Linked DNA regions of Mus musculus: region 2 is linked to region 1. A link is a loop called in an ENCODE intact Hi-C map of the cell type or tissue named here. Cell type or tissue: heart. All regions are shown on one strand.

Evidence for each region. Hi-C counts contacts between places; a loop is a spot of excess contacts. Peaks named below come from ENCODE experiments on the same cell type or tissue, not always from the same donor. Only the 100,000 strongest peaks of a DNase experiment are listed, where the experiment ranks them.
Region 2: it touches region 1 in a loop (7-fold over the local background); 30 of 42 quality-filtered maps call a loop at or near these places.

Annotation. Positions count from the first base shown.
Region 1 is chr11:45,793,589-45,798,588 of GRCm38, reverse strand. No RefSeq gene overlaps it. Among named protein-coding and RNA genes, the nearest start is that of F630206G17Rik, 12 kb to the left of the region's middle. In heart, CTCF peaks have their summits at 2,727 (motif pointing left) and 4,043 (motif pointing right); a DNase peak (open chromatin) is centred at 2,708.
Region 2 is chr11:45,879,165-45,884,164 of GRCm38, reverse strand. Clint1 (clathrin interactor 1) reads right to left here. Exons shown (of 12, transcript NM_001045520.4): 2 at 351-455. Among named protein-coding and RNA genes, the nearest start is that of Clint1, 30 kb to the right of the region's middle. In heart, a CTCF peak has its summit at 2,893; no DNase peak of the experiment used is centred here; H3K4me3 peaks cover 390 bases; H3K27ac peaks cover 747 bases.

The sequences.
Region 1 (5,000 bases):
AGGGATGGAATTCACATTGTCTAGCTTGGCAGGGGTAGGTACCTCTAGCCACTGAGCTACTTCAGGAGTCCTAAGCCTTTTCATCTAAGGATTTTCTTACACAGTTGTGTGGTCTTAACCACTGCCTACTAGGGTGGGTTTTCCATCTTCTCCACATGAATACGTCCCAGGACGAGACACCTTTGAGCTTTATCTCTTTGCCTGATGGTTAGAAAAGTAGAAGTGGGGTAGCTTACTATCCACACACAGACTGTGTGACACACAGACCACTCTAATTTTCTGCTTTTTATGGGCACTGGGTATTGACCATTTCTTACTTACAGGAGCTGACTAAAGTGTTAGCCAGTGTCTGCCATGGCTGCTAAGTATTCAAAACAGGGCTGGTCTGCATTCAGGGGTTCTGTGCACACAGCAGACACACCAGATTGAAGATCTATATAAGGAGAACATATAAGAGAAGAATATAATAATTTTGTGATGTTGTTTAGCAGTTGAAATGTTTCAGGTAAATTAAAATGTGACTAAAATGAAATTTGCCTGCTTTTTAGCTTTTTGGGAGAAGGTACTAGGAAACATAGATTTCTATTTGTAACTCATGTTGATTTTTGCACTACACATTTTCAAATACTTCTTAAGATAGTTATATAGGCAGTAGAATATAGTAGCATTCTACAGGAATGGAGAAAGGGGTCTATGAATTTTGGCGATCACATCTTAAAGTGTGTGTTGGGGGGAACCAGCAAAAACATTACAAAAAGCCCAAAACCACCACCACTACCACCACCACCACCACCACCACCACCACCAAAAACCCAAACAGCACCAAGACAACAACATGAACAACCAACCTTAGGACCTCCCAGTTTATCTAGCTTGTTGGTTTATAAACATGCCTGTTTTAGGAACCACTAGAATCATACAGTATGATTATTTTTACAGACTTCCAGGTTCTACATTTTGGATTTGCTGGTTTCACAAGTCTGGGTGATACCTTGTGTTAGCTGTCGTTCATATTTATTTATTTATTCATTTATATCTATTTACTTAGCTTTGAGATAAGGACTCATTAAGTAGCTCTTGGTTGGTCTGGAACTCAGTACATGGACCAGGCTGGTTTGACCTCACAGTTCTGTTTAGGATTAAAGTGCTTAGGATCAAAGGCCTGTATCACCACCCATGGCCCTGGACATTGTGTTCTTAAAAATATCTTTTGAAATTGATATTCCCTTTTTTAAAAGATGTAGTTATTTTATGCATATGTATATCATGTGTGTACATTGCTCTAGGAGGCCAGAAAGAGGTTGTTGGGTCTCCTAGAACCAGAGTTATATATGGTAGGTTCCAGCTACCCCATAGGTGCTGGAACCCTAGCTTGTATTCTCTACAAGAGGAGCAACAACCCATAACTGCTTCACTGAACTATCTCTCTAGGCTCTGGACTATACATTTTTAATAGGCAGCCCAGTATTATAGAACACTAATCTAGTAATTAGATGAATAAATAAGTAGATAAATAAATCAATAATTAAAAACACATAGCCCAAAACCTAGGATACCCAAGATATAAGATACAATTTCCTAAACACATGAAACTCAAGAAAAATGAAGACTGAAGTGTGGACACTATGCCCCTCCTTAGAAGTGGGAACAAAACACCCTTGGAAGGAGTTACAGAGACAAAGTTTGGAGCTGAGATGAAAGGATGGACCTTGTAGAGACTGCCATATCCAGGGATCCACCCCATAATCAGCATCCAAACGCTGACACCATTGCATACACTAGCAAGATTTTATCGAAAGGACCCAGATGTAGCTGTCTCTTGTGAAACTATGCCGGGGCCTAGCAAACACAGAAGTGGATGCTCACAGTCAGCTAATGGATGGATCACAGGGCTCCCAATGGAGGAGCTAGAGAAAGTACCCAAGGAGCTAAAGGGATCTGCAACCCTATAGGTGGAACAACATTATGAACTAACCAGTACCCCGGAGCTCTTGACTCTAGCTGTATATGTATCAAAGATGGCCTAGTCGGCCATCACTGGAAAGAGAGGCCCATTGGACACGCAAACTTTATATGCCCCAGTACAGGGGAACGCCAGGGCCAAAAAGGGGGAGTGGGTAGGTTGGGGAGTGGGGGTGGGTGGGTATGGGGGACTTTTGGTATAGCATTGGAAATGTAAATGAGCTAAATACCTAATAAAAAATGGAAAAGGAAAAAAAAAACACACAATCTGGGTTTAGTGGCTGGGTATAGGCAAGGTGATCAAGAGTTTAAAAGTCACCAATTGGTGACACAACAAGTTCGAGGCCAGCCTGGGTTGTATGAATGAGACCCTGACTCAAAAAAAAAAAAAAAAGAAGAAGAAGAAGAAAGAAAGAAACAAAACAAAACAAAACAAACAAACAAAAAAAGAAAGTCAGACAAATGAACAAAACCAAACAGCCCAGTGGTTTCTGGTGTACAGCCAGGTTTGAGAACCCCTGCTAGATATGTATATATATATTTTAAAAAACATTTCCTGGCAGGGACTTTCCTGGGGAGACAAGTTGTTACTGGCAAAAGGCCACAGCACATGCTGGTCTGGGATTATATTTCATGTTACAGATCTCCAGAGGTTTTTTGTTCTGCTTGGCCTCAGAGACCTGAGGAACTTCTCAGAACTCAGGATGGGAAGGAGCCAGGCATGCTGGGAGAGTTTGGGTTTGGCTCAGCAGCCCCCTCTGCTGTCAGAATTCCAAGGTTCAGTTCAGCAGAGCCAGCAGGGGATCTGGGAGGGAAGTGAAAACAGTCGCCTATGGATGCTATGGATGCCAACGGTAACCATAGCAACGAAACCTGTTGGTACCTTGAGGGTCACAGGAAGAGAGATTGCAGACCGAGTCTTAGAGCCAAGGAAGCTGTGGAGGTCGTTTGTCCCCTGCAAGCTCCTCTAGAGAATTTGGACAAATTAATTCTTCCTGAACGTCAGTTTCCTCATCTGAGCAGGGGAATAATGAGCTGCTTGCTCTGTCAGCTTTCCACACTGGAGACTATGGCAGTCTTAGCAGAATACGGAGAGTGGAGAGTGCTTTTGTCTGGCAAATGCTGCCAGCCAGTGACTGAACCATGTGTTGAGGAAGCTTTGGTCTCTTAATTGAGGTGGATCAGCCAGTTAACAAAACAAAGGAGAGGTGTACTCAGCCACTTCCGAAAGAACAGAGTGGGCCATGTTTATAAGGGTAGTTGAGGTTGGTTTTGTGCCTGGATGAATTAAAGTCAGGAGACCGTGCTCTTATGATACATTCACTTTCTCATGTATTCAGCTATTTTTTCAAAGCTAATTTTTACAAGGAAAGATTTCATGTTCCATAGACTGGCCTCAAACTCATCTTGTAGCTAAAGATGGCCTTCTGATTCTTCTGCTTCTACTACCTGAGTGCTGGGCTTACAGGTGTGTGCTGAGAACCCACTTTGTAAAGTGCTGTTGATAGAACTCAGGCTATCATGCCCGTTAGGTAGGCAAAGTCTCTACCAACCAATGGAGCCTCCTCGACTGAGCACCTCTTGCATGGCTGAAACTGTGTGAGAAGGCATGCTAAGGCAAATTAGATGCTCTTGTTTTGCCTTTGGCTGTTGATGTATTTTGCAGGTTTCGGTTGCCAGAGATGCCTTCAGTTAGGTGTTATGGTATCTAAGACCTCAACTAGGGGACAGAATATTAACTGCTATAAGTTGGGAGTTGTTTATGTGTCAGGCACTTCTTGTGTACTATCTTGTTCAGTAATCAGAGCAGAGGAGGAAATAGAGCTGAGGTAAGAGAGCAGGAAGTGGTGGTGGTGTGTACATGCCTCTAGCCCACATGGAAAATTACTTGTTTTTGTGAAAGGCTATGAAGTTCTAGGGAAAATACATTTACTTGGGTGTGTTCATTAGCACTACCTATAATAGTGCAAGTAACTCCAAATAGACAAAATGTATAAGACCATAGCATAGCAGCACACTTTAAAGAAACTACTGTCTGAGTGGGTTTGTACATATGAATGCAGTGCCAGCAGAGGCCGGAAGAGGGCGGCAAATTCCCTTGGTATGTGCTATGGGTACTGGGAATCAAACTCTGGTCCTCTGCATGAGCAGCGTGCATCCTTAACTGTGAAGCCATCTCTAATTAGGCATGGAAGGTGGCACAGGGAGGGGAACAATTGCCCAGCGAGCTTGAGGACCTGAGTTTAAGTCCTACACAAAGCTGGGTGTGGTGGTACATGTATGTCTGTAATCCTGATATTCCTAGGGATAGAAACAGAAGAATTCCTGAATGCTTGTTGCCCATCTAGCCTGGCTTAAGCCACTGCAAACAAAAAAGAGACCCTTCATTCCTTAGAAGGCAAGGACCCAGGAGTGAGGTTGTTCTCTGGCTTCCACATGTATTGTGGCTTGTGCACACCCCATTACAAAAATCTGCAACTGCTCGAGCGCTCGCGCGCGCGCGCGCACACACACACACACACACACACACACACACACACACGGGATAAAACAGATAGAGACTATTACATCTGGCTTTAAGCAATGACAACGACAACAACAACAACACCACAATAGAAATGTGGGGTCCCGGGGACCAAACTCAGGACAAGCACTTGACCAACTGTGTTCCCTTCTACCACCCATCTGGAGTTTGATTATGACAATTTCTAAACATAGAAAGAACTTGAAAGTAGGTCACTGCCTGACGGCATCGAGCAGAGCAAGGAGCGTTGGCTGTGGGCTCTGAAGAAATGTTACTGTGAGACCAGATGTGAGAGCTAAAGGGCAAGGTCAGTAACAGCATGGAAGGAAAGTAAGACTTGTAGCTGGGGACGAGTCAAGCTGACCAGGTAAGAGAGAGGGCAGGCAGGTTCTGGGAAGGCAGTGTCTGCAGGCTATGGTTGGTGACTCCCATGAAGTGATGAATCACTCTTTTTGCCCTTATACATATCTTGTTTCTTATACAGCCCCGTGTAAGCTTTAAGTAAGATGATATC
Region 2 (5,000 bases), 86 kb before region 1:
ACACACAGCACATCATGAGGAATCACGGTGCCATCCTGCAAGCTTTTTCTTCATGGCCTCAGTGCCCCACATTGTCACCAAGAAAAAAGTGTGTGATTTTTTTTTACTTCAAATATTTTATACGTGTTCTTCAAAATTTGCAAGGAAAGCTATTAAGTCTTGGCTGACGCATCATTAAAAGCTAATTTTTAATGGGAATGGAACCTATATAAAACTCTCCACACTAATCAAAATGGATTATGCAGAACATATGGCTGATAGTTAAACAGGTTAAAACTGAAAGCAAACTTCACTTTCTGTGTAAAGACACTTTGATTCTTTCTGTACTGTTGAGTCAAATTACCACTTACTTGGCAATCTCTCCCATGAGCTGCCCAGAAGGTCCCCAGGGATCATCATTCGTTGCTTCTCGAACCTTAGACTCAATCTCTGAGTAATTCATAACCACATTGGTGCTGCAGAGGGAAAATGCACATGTGCATGTGCACACACACACATATAGATACATAAAGATTAGCATCAAAACTGAGCAACACATGAAAACTAAATGATACTAACGTATGTCTTAATGAGCCACATCTATGGAGTGGGGGGCAGCTCTGCTCACAGGCTACTCCAAAGACACGACATTACACACTTAAGTTATCTTAAGAATTTAGCTTTCAAGAATGCAGAGGAATGTCATCAGCCCTGGCCCAAGTCCAGGAGACATGGTCTGATCTCAAAGACAAACGGACACGCTCAAGTCTATCACAGAGCCAGGATGTTCACCTTCTCTCTGCCCGTGCTTTACAAGAGGTCGGGTTTGTGTTTATAGGAATTCTGTTCTCTTACACTAAATTACAGTGGACAATTCTGTGTGACATTTAAAAAAGACATAACACAAAGAGAATATTCTACAACTGTTTAAAACTATTACCAACATTTCCTTCTGTATCAGTGTTTTTCTCTAACAAAAACTTAATTATTAGTTATTGTAAACCTCACACCTTCACTGGCTACATAATATTTTACTGGGAAATGATATTTAACTTTTCCTTGAGACTTCTAGTTTTTTGACAAGAACATGGGAGACAGAAAACCTGATTCCAACCCCATTTCATGAAGCAGTTTTGTTTTAACCTTGGTTTCAACTGTAGACTGGGAAGAGGCTCTGTACACCTCAAAAGACAGCATAGAAACTGGTGCTGCTCTCCTGCCTGACAGACAGGTGATGCTCAGTTAATAACTGAGAGCCATCCTATAGCAAGAAAGAACGCTTTCAAAGGGTAAGACACAAGACAGCAAAACACTTGATTTTTTTTTTTTAAACAGCCATGTGTATGGGATCTGAAGGAAGAAAAGCCATAAAAATGTGAGTTCATCTGATGTATATAGTTCCCATTACTACTGAATGTGTGTTCTAACAGATGAACACAGCAACACAAAATCAAAACTAATAAATGAGTGAATAAAATCAGATTTAGATAGCTACTACTCATATATCCTCCCTTCTTTTGCTATGTGGCTTTTTAAAAGTCATCAAAAGTTGTTTTCTAAATACGGAAGGATCAAGGCTCAGCGCTTTTAGACCTTGTCTGCTGCCATTCGTTCCTTCAAGGAGTTTAGCTTAGTTAAGTCACTGACAAACAGATCCACATCAGCACTGAGACAGTCACATATAGACAGTTGGTCAGGTCACAGAACAAACAGTGCAGCTCCTACACCGACACCCACAACAGGACTCTACCAAGAAAAGTGTCCCCTGAATGCCAGGGACACCCCCTCCAACTGCACAACTAATGCGATAATATAACTAAAAGTTATTTCCTTAGGAACCCACAACTTTTGGGGCTCTTGAAGACTTTTAATGAATTTTCCTAATATTCCAGAGATGATTCTGTTGACAACAATTTATATATAAATAATGGTGTTGCTCTTCTCCTTAATTTTTATCAACAATGGAAACAAAATGAAGGCAAGCCAGCCAAAACCAGATCTACAATTTAAGATAATACAAAATGATGGATCTGACACTTTTGTTTATTCTGGTGGCTAAAGACTGCATGGTTGTGGGCAGCTAAAAGCATTCAAACGTAGCTGGGAAGATGAACCACACCAAACAGGGTTATAATCCACCCTTGCATTTTGTCACAGAGATCTCCACTATAAGATGAAGGCGCCTGTACTCCATGTCCATGAAATATTTTCACCAGAGCATTCAGCAATGCTAGGGCTCTTGGAACACTGCTTTCCTTGTTCAAGCTACAAAGGCCCGAGGGTCAAATGAGAGCCCTTTAAAGGCTCGTAGCTGAAGGCCTGTGTGTTGGGGCGGTGAGTGTTTAGGAGAGATGGCAGAGATCCAGAAGTTTAAGAATTTCCTCATTTCCTTAACTGAGAAACAAAAGGAGCCATTAAAACATACCGTTGGGTATAAAGGACATCCACAGAAGGATCATATGCTGTTACCAGGACAGCAAAAACCTAATACTTTCATGAGAATGCTGTTTTAAAGCTTTTTTTTTCCTTCTTCAATAAAACTGCTGCTTTCAAAAATGATCAAAAAATGAAGTTGATATCATAAAGAACTCTAGATTAAAAAAAAAAAAAACTTTTTAAAGCTTCATTAAGCCAGAAACAACCGTAACAAACAACAAAGAACCCTGTGTAGCACAGCCTTATTCCATTTCCATTTTAAAGCACCGATTTCTAAAAAGGTAAATAGAGCTTTTGACCCGCTGTTGTTTGGATAGCCTCAATCTTGGACCTATTCTTGACATCAATAACCTTCTAAAAATGAAAAAAAATTCCCTTTAAAAATAAAAATTAAAAACAATTAAAAAAATTTACTTCCCTGTAGCTTAATTCTAAATCTTCCCAGGTCTGGGAGAGATTTGTGTCCTTGTTGATTTCAGTCACTAGAGGGGGCCCTGTAATCAATTTTTGGACACACAAACTCCAAAGAAATGTCTGAACTTGGCTTTGCTGAAGAGCAGGAAAGCAGGCTTCCCAGCACTTGGGCAACTGCCAATCAAGTAGTTTTTATGCTCGTAGCATAAAAGCATGCTTTACTAGAAAATATCCACAGAGCAGAAGGGAAGAAGTGTGGGCACAACTCAGGTCCAGCTGTGAACGGAGGAGCACTGCGGTAGCAAGTATTGTTCCCACTCTGTCTTTTTTCCAAATGGGGTCAAACGGGTTTGTATCTTCACAGAGCACCACCCTTCTAGTCTAAGCTTACAATTCAATGTTCTGTTATATGCAGGTGTACACATTTCACAGGAAGACAGACAGAAACAGACCCAATAACTTAGTTCCAAGCACCAATTTCAAACCATACTATTTCCTTTATACTCCCTCAATTTCCCCAGTCCACCCTGATGAGCATTCTTACACTCTAGCCACGGGAAACAATACAATCCTACTAAAGTGCACAACAAATTCTGTGTGCCAGTTGCCTCCGCTGTAACTGTCCTACAGGTTAGGACACAGGACACTCCTTACACTTGTGATGGTCTTTGGTTTGGATAGTTAAGTGCTGCAGCATAGTAACTGAAGTTTGCACCCAGTGCTGTGGGAATAAGCCACGGGACAAATGCAAATGCCCACAACTGGAACAACACTAAAACCAGTCCTGAGGAGGAAATGTCACCTCTTAAAGCATTGGACTCCTCAAGAACTTCTAAAGGACAGCTGAAAATCCAGTTTTGAAACAGTTTCGCTCCCTGATAAATACCAATCTTCATACTGGCATAGTCACACTCCTGGAACACTTGTGAGACAGAGTTATCAGGATCAAGAGGTTGAGGGCAGCCTGCACTATGTGACAAGCCCCTGTCTCAGGCCACAATCTCTCTAAATGCTGCAGCACTCTAGTGAATACAGGACATCAAGGGCAACAGGCATTGTTCTGCCCAAGGGAACTTCTGTTGAAATCTTGTCTCAGTCACTGACTTTTATTTTTGGTTTGGTTTTTAGCATATATTAAATACAAAGTGTCTGATGAAGAAGAAAAAAGTGGAAGCTAGAAAGATGGCTCAGATGTTAACAGCACTTTCTGCTCTTACTGAGGACGGCTCAGTTCCCAATGCTCATGTTGTGCAGTCCATGCACAAGCTCCTGGAACTCCAGTTACAGGGAGCCTGATACCTTTTTCTGACCTTTTCTGGCACCAAGGCACACATATAAATAAATAGTAAATCTTTTCTTTCTTTTTTTTATTGGATATTTTATTTACATTTCAATTGTTATCCTTTTTCCCGATTTCTCCTCCAGAACACCCTCCATCCCATCCCCCCCCCCCACGCTTCTATGAGGGTGTTCCTCCACCCACCCACCCACTACCACCTCCCTGCCTTTGCATTCCCCTACACTGGGGCATAGAGCCGTCCCAGGACCAAGGGCCTCTCCTCCCATTGATGCCCGACAAGGCCATCCTCTGCTACATATGCAGCTGGAGCCATGTGTACTCTTTGGTTAGTGGTTTAGTCTCTGGGAGCTCTGAGGGGTCTGGTTGGTTGATATTGTTGTTCTTCCTATGGGATTGCAAACCCCTTCAGCTCCTCCAGTCCTTTCTCTAACTCCTCCCTTGGGGACCCCATGCTCAGTCCAATGGCCGGCTGTGAGCATCCACTTCGGTATTTGTCAGGTTCTGGCAGAGCCTCTCAGGAGACAGCTATATCAGGTTCCTGTCAGCAAGAACTTCTTGGCATTCACAATAGTGTCCGAGTTTGGTGTCTGTATAAGGAATGAACCCCCAAGGTGGGGCAGTCTCTGGATCACCTTTCCTTCAGTCTCTGCTCCACACTTTGTGTCTGTATTTCCTACTGTGAGTACTTTGTTCCCGGTTCAAAGAAAGACTGAAGCATCCACACTTTGGTCTTCCTTCTTCTTGAACTTCATGTGGTCTGTGAATTGTATCTTGGGTATTCCAAGCTTTTAGGCTAATATCCACTTATCAGTGAGTGCATACCATGCGTATTCTTTTGTGACTGGGTTACCTCACCCAGAATATTTTCTAG